Linked DNA regions of Homo sapiens: region 2 is linked to region 1. A link is an interaction called in ENCODE POLR2A ChIA-PET data of the cell type or tissue named here. Cell type or tissue: GM12878. All regions are shown on one strand. Region 1 overlaps SUZ12 (SUZ12 polycomb repressive complex 2 subunit). Region 2 overlaps UTP6 (UTP6 small subunit processome component).

The links. Peaks named below come from ENCODE experiments on the same cell type or tissue, not always from the same donor. Only the 100,000 strongest peaks of a DNase experiment are listed, where the experiment ranks them.
Region 2: POLR2A ChIA-PET joins it to region 1 with 8 read pairs; 4 of 35 experiments call an interaction of 5 or more read pairs at or near these places.

Annotation. Positions count from the first base shown.
Region 1 is chr17:31,946,848-31,951,847 of GRCh38, reverse strand. SUZ12 (SUZ12 polycomb repressive complex 2 subunit) reads right to left here. Exons shown (of 16, transcript NM_015355.4): 4 at 4,163-4,231. Among named protein-coding and RNA genes, the nearest start is that of SUZ12, 12 kb to the right of the region's middle. In GM12878, no CTCF peak of the experiment used is centred here; a DNase peak (open chromatin) is centred at 2,147.
Region 2 is chr17:31,891,941-31,896,940 of GRCh38, reverse strand. It overlaps UTP6 (UTP6 small subunit processome component), which reads left to right. Exons shown (of 19, transcript NM_018428.3): 3 at 1,930-1,971; 4 at 2,204-2,296; 5 at 4,147-4,194; 6 at 4,618-4,681. Among named protein-coding and RNA genes, the nearest start is that of UTP6, 7.3 kb to the left of the region's middle. In GM12878, no CTCF peak of the experiment used is centred here; no DNase peak of the experiment used is centred here.

The DNA.
Region 1 (5,000 bases):
AGCCAAGATCGCACCACTACACTCCAGCCTGGGCGACAATGTGAGACTCTGTCTCAAAAAAAAAAAAAAAAAGGCTGGGCGCGGTGGCTCACACCTGTAATCCCAGCACTTTGGGAGGCCAAGGCGGGTGGATCACGAGGTCAGGAGATCGAGACCATCCTGGCTAACATGGTGAAACCCCGTCTCTACTAAAAATACAAAAAATTAGCCAGGCGTGGTGGCACGCACCTGACCCAGCTACTCAGAAGGCTGAGGCAGAATGGCGTGAACCCGGGAGGCGGAACTTGCAGTGAGCTGAGATGGCGCCACTGCACTCCAGCCTGGGTGACAGAGCGAGACTCCGTCTCAAAAAAAAAAAAAAAAAAGAACTAACCACCATTTAATAGCTCATGTTTTTCTATCACCTCCTTCCACCAACAAGTTTCTGCAAGTGACTTAAGACAACTGTAGGTCTAAAATATAAAAGACCGTGAAACACCAACTTCTTTTGAACAGATAATGCTCATATCTTGGTTTAGTTTATAAATTACTACAAATGTCATAATAAACTCAGGCATTTATTTGACTGAACTAACTTTTGGGCTATACTACTATGGTATTTTTATCTTGATACCCCTTGAACTTTGAGGAATGAAATATATTGGGCTCAGGAGCAGACATACTATAACTTTGGCAGTGCTAAAGGAATATGAATTCTAGTGGAAGACTCCCAGACTAGACCTGTACAGATCTGGGACCCAGTCAAACTGAAATAGTACAAAGAATATATGCCGGGCGCGGTGGCTCACGCCTGTAATCCCAGCACTTTGGGAGGCTGAGATGGGCGGATCACGAGGTCAGGAGATCGAGACCATCCTGGCTAACACGGTGAAACCCCGTCTCTACTAAAAATACAAAAAATTAGCTGGGCAAGGTGGCGGGCGCCTGTAGTCCCAGCTACTCGGGAGGCTGAGGCAGGAGAATGGCGTGAACCCCGGCGGGCAGAGCCTGCAGTGAGCTGAGATCGCGTCACTGCACTCCAGCCTCGGTGACAGAGCGAGACTCCGTCTCAAAAAAAAAAAAGAACATAAATGGAGGAGAGATACTTTTGTGTACGATTTAAGATATTAACTTCTACTAACTAATGTTATGGAACAACAAAGATTTATCATCTTTTTTCTTTTTTTGAGACAGAGTCACACTCTTGCCCAGGCTGGAGTGCAGTAGCACAATCTTAGTTCACTGCAACCTCTGCCTCCCGGGTTCAAGGGATTCTCCTGCCTCAGTCACCCAAGTAGCTGGAATTACAGGTGTACACCACCTCGCCTGGCTGATTTTTGTGTTTTTTGTAGAGAAAGGGTTTTCCCCTGTTGGCCAGGGCAGTCTCAAATTCCTAGCCTCAAGTGATCCACCCACCTCAGCCACCAAAATGCTGGGATTATAGGTGTGAGCCACTATGCCCGGCCTGTGTTATCTTTTAAGAATTTGACAATAGATTTTAGAAGCAAATATTTATATTGCTGGCATCATATACTGGTGTTTAGGGTCCTTCCTACAACCCTGTGTGATAGGTTTAGGAGAAAAATAAGATTACCTTAATTTGAAATAAGAAATAGATTAAAGGAGGCTGGGCGCAGTGGCTCATGCCTATAATTCCAGCACTTTGGGAGGGCTGAGGTGGGCAGATCACCTGAGGTCAGGAGTTCAAGAAAAAATTAGTTCGGTGTGATGCCGGGCACCTGTAATCCCTGCTACTTGGGAGGCTGAGGCAGGAGAACACGGGAGGCAGAGGTTGCAGTGAGCGGAGATCACGCCATTGCATTCCAGCCTGCACAACAAGAGCAAACCTCCGTTTCAAAATAAATAAATAAATAAACACAAAAATTGGCCAGGCTTGGTGGCTCCCACCTGTAATCCCAGCACTTCAGGAGGCCAAGGCAGGCAGATCACTTGAGCTCAGGAGTTCAAGACCAGCCTGGCCAACATGGTGAAACTCTGTTTCTACTAAAAATACAAAATCAGCTGGGTGTGGTGGTGCACGTCTGTATTCCCAGCTATTCAGGAGGCTGAGACAGGTGAATTGCTTGAGCCCGGGAGGTGGAGGCTGTAGAGCCAAGATCGCGCCACTGCACTCCAGCCTCAGCAAGAGGGAGACTTGGTCTCAAAAAAAAAAAAAAAAAAAAAAAAAAAAAGGGGGGGGGGGGGGGGCTGGGTGTGGTGGCAGGTGCCTGTAATCCTAGATAATTGGGAGGCTGAGGCAGGATAATTGCTTGAATCCAGGAGGTGGCAGTTGCAGTGAGCTGAGATAGCACCACTGCATGACTCCATCTCAAAAAAAAAGAAATAGATTAAAGAAAGTTAATAATGTAGGGTCTTAGCAGTAAATTTAAAATGACACACTTTCTTAATTCATCTTAGTGCCTCTGGGAGCAATACTGAGACATTCATAAGAATCTTGAGAGGCTTAAATGGCCAACTCACTGGTCCTAGCTAGACCCTAAAGACTCAAAAAATTCTCTTCCAAAACTACCAGCAGGAATTTATGTAACCCTCTGATTTTAATGTTTGAGTTGCTATTGAACCCACCAGGTCAAAAGGAACAAAATTACTGGGGAAACAATTGTTCAGAGAGAATTGAACAGTATGTATCTCCCACACACTCTTACTTAGGGAAGCTCTGTAATTTCAAACCCAATGTCACAATGAGATAGTAATAGGGTTTAGTAGTGAAGGTAAACCTTGATGAGGAAGATGAAGAGAAGGGTCCAGTGTTCCTGTTGTTGGTTCATGCTTCCTTCTCACTTGAACCCTGAAATGACTATAGGGCAAACTTTTAATGTGGTCAGGAGAAAAGAAGCAGGGAGGTCAGACCAGGATCTTACTACAGTCTGTATTTTAAGTAAAAAAGGCCCTGAGGATCCCAAGAGCTCTGTCTAGGGTGGGTGACCAGACAAGAATCTGGAATATAAATTCTAGTAAAGAAAAATGTGCGTGCACTGCGAATATTCTCAGTTCTATCTTATAGGGTCTCCCTGGGCATTAACAGATATAACAGGTAACAATTCAGGATCTCAGCTTCTAGAATGGACTATCACAGTTTATTTACAAGTCAGGATTGCCTAGACATGGAAATATAAATTATACTTCAACCCCACAAGATTGCAGGATATAAAATAAAAAATATCATTTTATAATCCAAGTAAAAAAATCACTTAATTCCAAAGCCAAACTTAAAATAGAAGGAAGCCAAACTGAAAAAAAGGAAGTCTTTTACCAGTCAACAGAACAATGGGAAAACAATGAGATGCATAAATGATGCATCATTAAGTGTATATCCTATCTAAATTCGTAAGCTGTGATTTAAAACTAGGAGGAAAAGAAAAATGCATTGTGACAAATTTTCCAACTCTATTTTTTCAAGAATCTAATATTTTTAGTTCTGCACTCTCTAAAGGAGTTAATGAATGAACAAACACCACCCAAGCTGCTGTTTCTCCTTAGAATATTCAATTTTCTATCAAAAATATCAAAAAATAAAGTTTACGTGTCAAAAAATAAATAGAAGCATACTATCTAGAGTAGACAGATATCAGACTAGTCAGAACATTTAGGGATTCGTTCTAGGTATATATTTGATAATGTACAACAAGTAGATTCTGTCCAAATGTTCAAGTTTCTGAAACTATGTGAGAAACATATTTCAAATATGAAATAAAAGTTATGAATATGTTGCCTGATAGATTTAAATGAGAAGAAAAAGATGGAAAAAAAAGAGAACCCCTCTCATATTTGAGAATAACTTACAAGATACGTGATATTGTGAAGTCCCTGCCACAGTACCTAGCACATATACTATAAATGTGAGTATCCCTCTTTAAATGAGGTGGTAGAGTTAAGACCAACGGCAGAAGTCAGAGGTTTCACTCAAAATGGAAGAAACTGGTAATAAAGATAAACAATAATAAATACAACTACACTGGAGGTATTCAAGCCACAGCTTAAGTATTCTCTGCCAGGAATGCTACAGAAATTAATTTCTGACTTGTGTGTGAGTTTGGACCAAACTGACCTCTAAGATTCCTTCTAACTCCTTATATCAAGGTGATCACTAGGAAAATGATCACTGTAATTTTTCCTCTTTCCTAAAGTATATCACTTAATGTAAACTGATAGATTATCTTACCTATGAGATTCTTGCTCTCCTTTCATTTTCTCTACTTTTGATAACATATCATCAACTTTAAATGTTTTCCTGGAAGAAACAGATAAACAAAATAATCACTTCTCAACTGGGAAAAAGAAACAAATTATACTTTATTGTCACTCTAATAGGCAAGATGGAAACCAGATTTTGATTATTTTTAGTAAGATAAATTATGGATGATTAGCCATAACAATGAATACTATGGAGACGGTGTATAATACAGCACACGAGCCTTCAAGCCCCATCTAAAACGCTAACTTGTTTTCATTAAACCTTTTACCCAATTATTCCCAAACCAGTGATTTCTCCTTACCCATGGTACTTGGTTTATATTTATTTTGACACTTACTTTTCATTCAGTTTCCTACACGTAAAACTCATGTAAATATTTTATTTCTCCTACTAGATTATATATTCCTGAAGGGCAGTAATTGCTCTTCTTCAAGGAAAGCTATGCAGTGCTGGCATAGTGCCTTATACTTGGTAGGTATTCAAGTATCTGTTGAATTAAGCCAAACAAATATAAATTATGTGTATTCTGAAACACTTAACACGTCTACTAAGCAACACAACAAATATGTACTAGCACCATCACATAAAAAAAGAAATATTCTATAAAATATATTTGAAGTTCACAAGGTATCCTCAAAGATTATCAGCAAAGCCTAAAGCTCAATGATATGTCATATTAAAGAGACAGTTGTTGACATCATGAAAAAATTTTGAAGTTAGGGAATGATCCATCAAATCGTAATAAAACTACTACCTTTTAACTTGACAAGTTTAAGAGAAAAAAGCTATTTCCCAAAAAATAGAA
Region 2 (5,000 bases), 55 kb after region 1:
ATTTGATTGTGTTCAAAATACAAATTTCTGGAGGGGCGTGGCGGCTCACGTGTGAGACAGGCAGATCGCTTGAGCCCAGGAGTTCAAGACCAGCCTAGGCAACATGGCAAACCCCATCTCTACAAAAAATACAAAAATTAGCTGGGCATGGTGGTGCACACCTGTAGTCCCAGCTACTCTGGAGGTTGAGGTGGGAGGATCAGTTGAACCTGGGAGGTGGAAGCTGTAGTGAGCCATGATGGCGCCATTGCACTTCAGTCTGGGTGATAGAGACCCTGTCTCAAAAAAAAAAAAAATTTTTTTCTGTGCAAAAAAGACACTACAAATAATGTGAAAATACAAGCCACAAAATGTGAGAAAATATTTACAACACATAATTAGAACTACATATACACATATATAAAGAACTGTAAATCGAGAAGAAAATGAAAACTAAAAAGAAAAATGGGCAAATCATGTGAACGTGAAAGTCACAAAGGGGAAACATCACTTGTAGTTAAACTTATGAAAAGACATCAGCCTTATCAGTAATTAGTTAAATAAAGATTAAAACAAGGTGTAGGGGCCGAGCGCGGTAGCTCATGCCTGTAATCCTAGCACTTTGGGAGGCTGAGGCGGGTGGATTACTTGAGGTTGGGAGTTGGAGATCAGCCTGGTCAACATGGTGGAACCCCATCTCTACTAAAAATACAAAAATTAGCCAGGCACGGTAGCACGTACCTGTAATCCCAGCTACTGGGGAGGCTGAGGCAGGAAAACTGCTTGAATCCGGGAGGCGGAGGTTGCAGTGAGCCTAGGTTGCGCCACTGCACTTCAGCCTGGGCGACAGAGCGAGACTCCATCTCAAAAAAACAAACAATAAAAAAAAACCAGGTGTAGGACTGCTTTATATTCATTATAAGAGCAAACTTTTTTTTTTTTTTCTTTTTTGAGATGGAGTCTCGCTCCGTCACCCAGGCTGGAGTGCAGTGACATGATCTCGGCTGACTGTAACCTCTACCTCCTGATCAGCCTCCCAAGTAGCTGGGATTACAGGCACACACCACCAGCCTCGGTGAATAGGGATATAGCTAAAGGGATAATGTTGAGTAGAAATATGGATTGATGGGCCGGGCACGGTGGCTCATGCCTATAATCCCAGCACTTTGGGAGGCCAAGGTGGGTGGATCACTCGAGGTCGGGAGTTCAAGACCAGCCTAGCCAACATGGTGAAACCCCATCTCTACTAAAAATACAAAAATTAGCCGGGCATGGTGGCAGGCGCCTGTAATCCAAGCTACTCGGGAGGCTGAGGCAGGAGAATCTCTTAAAGCCAGGAGGCAGAGGTTGCAGTGAGCCGAGATTATGCCACTGCACTCTAGCCTGGGCGACAGAGGGAGACCCCGTCTCAAAAAAACAAAACAAAACACCTATGGATTGATGGATGTAGCATGATACCATTTATGTAAAATTTAAAGGCATTCAAGACATCATTATAATAAAGTCCAAAGTCATGTTTGGGAATGATAACAAAGTCAAGGTAATTGCTGCCTCTGGAGAGGGAGAAGAGTAGAATCAGAGATAGGTACATAGGTAGCTTCATTTTTATACGAACTGTTTTATTTCTAAAAAAGATTTGAAGCAAATGTAGTGCAATGTAGGTTTGGTGTAGCTGCATTGTAGCTGCATGGGGTGTTTTATATGCTTGAAATATTTCATGGAATAATTTTTAAGTGAAGCATGTAATTATAAGCTTGTTAATTCTGTTTAAGTTTTATAGCTAAGTGAATTTTAAGTGAGTTCTAGACATTTATTGTAAATTATGTGATAGCACATTATTTTTTATTTTATATTCTCGATTTTTGTTTTATGACTTTAACTAAATTTCCAGTATTTAAAAGGTTTTAGATTTTCTAGCTTCTCATTTTTTTGTATGTTTTTCTTTCATAGTATGAAATTAATCTTTTGGAGCTGATCCAGAGAAGAAGAACAGTAAGTAGAAGATTTTCTAGAAGTTGGAGAAAAATACAGAACTAAGCAGTATGGCTGTATAGTTAGGACTTGTGTTTGGGAGACAGTGTTGATAAAACTGTGGTGATATGCCTATAATGGATATTTGTAATTATTTGTTTGCTTCATCAGTACCATTAAGTGGTCAAGTAGGAATGCTGTTTTGGACAAATATGATTAAGTTGAGGCTCTGTTTTTTTATGTCCCCCTTTAGCGCATTGGATATTCATTTAAGAAGGATGAGATTGAGAATTCTATTGTACACCGGGTACAAGGTGTTTTCCAGCGTGCCTCAGCAAAATGGAAAGTGAGTGATCAAGGCATCCTTAACTTTATGAGATGTGAAGATAAGTATTATACATATTGTATTAGGGATTCAAATGCAGTTTTCTATTTTTATCTTGGGTATCTTTATACTTACTCTAATGATGGTATCATTACTCAAAACATTTTTTGAGCCACTTAACAAACCAGTAAGAAAATTGATCTTATTACCTTATAGTTATTCTATGAGGACAGTGCTGAAAACAGTGTATTTGATACATTACTAAGGATTGGAAATTTGGGAGATATTTGTATATATTTGTAAGTACACTGAAGACTTAGAGCTAGAAAATAAATGGTTATGTAGGGGCAATACCTCAGAAACTTGATTTTTTTTTTTTTCTTTTTTTTTTTTTTTTGAGATAAGGTCTCACTGTGTTGCCCAGACTAGAGTACAGTAGGGTGATCTCGGTTCACTGTAACCTCTGCCTCCCAGGCTCAAATGATTCTCCCACCTCAGCCTCCCCAGTAGCTGGGATCACAGGCGCATGCCACCGTGCCTGGCTAATTTTTGTATTTTTGGTAGACATAGGGTTTCGTCATGTTTTTTAGGCTGGTCTCGAACTCCTGGGCTCAAGTGATCTGCCCACCTCAGCCTCCCAAAGTGCTGGGATTACGGGAGTGTTTGGGATTGGGTATATTATATGAGAAGTATTTTGGATTCTTGGTAATGACAAATTTTATATTGCTACCCCAGATTGAGATTCTTTAAGAACTGCATTAAACCAACTGGATAGATAACAAAGTTTTTTTGGAGCATTGTGAGTGGGAGTTGGGGGAAAGGTTGAATTATCATAGTTAAGAGATCGGAGGCCTTTGTGAGGAAGAGCCAGATAGGATGAGAGGTGACTGGATTTTCTGAAATCTGCTTCTTTTTTTTTTTTTTTTTTTTTGGTGGGGGATGGAGTTTTGCTCTGTTGCCCAGGCTAGAGTGCAGTGGTGTGATCTTGGCTCACTGCAACCTCTGCCTCCCAGATTGAAGCAATTTTCCTGCCTCAGCCTCCCCAGTACCTGGGACTTCAGGCACGCACCACCGCGCCTGGCTAATTTTTGTATTTTTAGTAGACAGGGTTTCACCATCTTGGCCAGGCTGGTCTCAAACTCCTGACCTCAGGTGATCCACCTGCCTCAGCCTCCAAAAGTGCTGGGATTACAGGCCTGAGCCATTGTGCCTGGCTTTTTTTTTTTTTTTTTTTTGAGGTGGAGTCTTGCTCTGTCACCCAGGTTAGAGTGCAGTGGCACACAATCTCGGCAGCTCACTGCAACCTTCGCCTCCTAGGTTCAAGTGATTCTTCTGCCTCAGCCTCCCTAGTAGCTGGGATTACAGGCACATACCACCACACCTGGCTAATTTTTTTTGTTTGTTTTTTTGAGTTGGAGCTTCCCTATGTTGCCCAGGCTGGAGTGCAGTGGCCCGATCTCGGCCTCCCGGCTTCAAGCGATTCTCCTGTCTCAACTTCCTGAGTAGCTGGGATTACAGGGGTCTGCCACCAAGTCCGGCTAATTTTTTTGTATTTTTAGTAGAGACGGGGTTTCACCATATTTGACAGGCTGGTTTTGAACTCCTGACCTCAAGTGATCAATCCGCCTTGGCCTCCCAATAATCTTTGTAATTTTAGGTTAGGTGGGGTTTCACCATGTTGGCCAGGCTGGTTTCAATCTCCTGACCTCAAGTGATCCGCCCGCTTCGGCTTCACAAAGTGGTGGGATTACAGGTGTGAGCCACCGCATCCAACCTGAAATTTGCTTGTTTTTAGCAAAATTAATTAATGCAAAGGTGTATTATATGTAAAGGTCAAATTTGGGCAGCTTACTACATTGCTTTTCTTGCAGGACGATGTTCAACTTTGGCTCTCCTATGTGGCTTTTTGTAAGAAGTGGGTGAGTAAAGCCATGCATGTCTTGCTTCCTCTGACCGTCTTTTTGTTAATCTGCCCTTTAAGCTTCATGCCAGATGTTTTTTCCTGAAGTGTAGGGTTAACATGAAAAAAGAACCCAAGAAGGCGGAACATCAATATAACATTGGATATCTGAATGACTATGGTTTCCAATTCAATTGAAAAGAATATAATTTTTACGTGTGTTTGTTCAATACAGTTGACTTTTTAAAAAGATATTTAAAGTGTTTAGTGGTTTAATTGAGGTAGAAAATTTTGAGGGTCTGTGTTCGTTTATATATCCCTAGCAATAGCATGTCATGCTCCATTGGATTTTACAGTTGGTAAAGTTAGGGTACATATTACTTAGAGAGTAAGATCAATGATTTATCTGTGCAGGAAGTAGAAATATTTTCCTTTTTTACAGGCTACTAAAACTCGACTTAGCAAGGTATTCTCTGCCATGTTGGCGATTCATTCCAACAAACCAGGTATGGTGAAATCTTTGTCAATTTTTCTATGTTTTATTTAGACTCAAGCCATTTTGGATTTTATTTCGATTGATGAATCTAAGAGAAATTATTTTGAGGACTTGAGCTTAGGCAGTTGGCCTCAGCAGTTTTTCTTACTGAATAGCTGCCTCATAGTTCACCCCTGCCTACTATATACTAGTTACTGTCCTAGGTGTTGTATCTGCAGGCAAGAAGGACTGTATTTCTTTTTTTTTTGAGACGGAGTCTCGCTCTGTCGCCCAGGCTGGAGGGCAGTGGTGTGATCTTGGCTCACTGCAACCTCCGCCTCCCAGGTTGA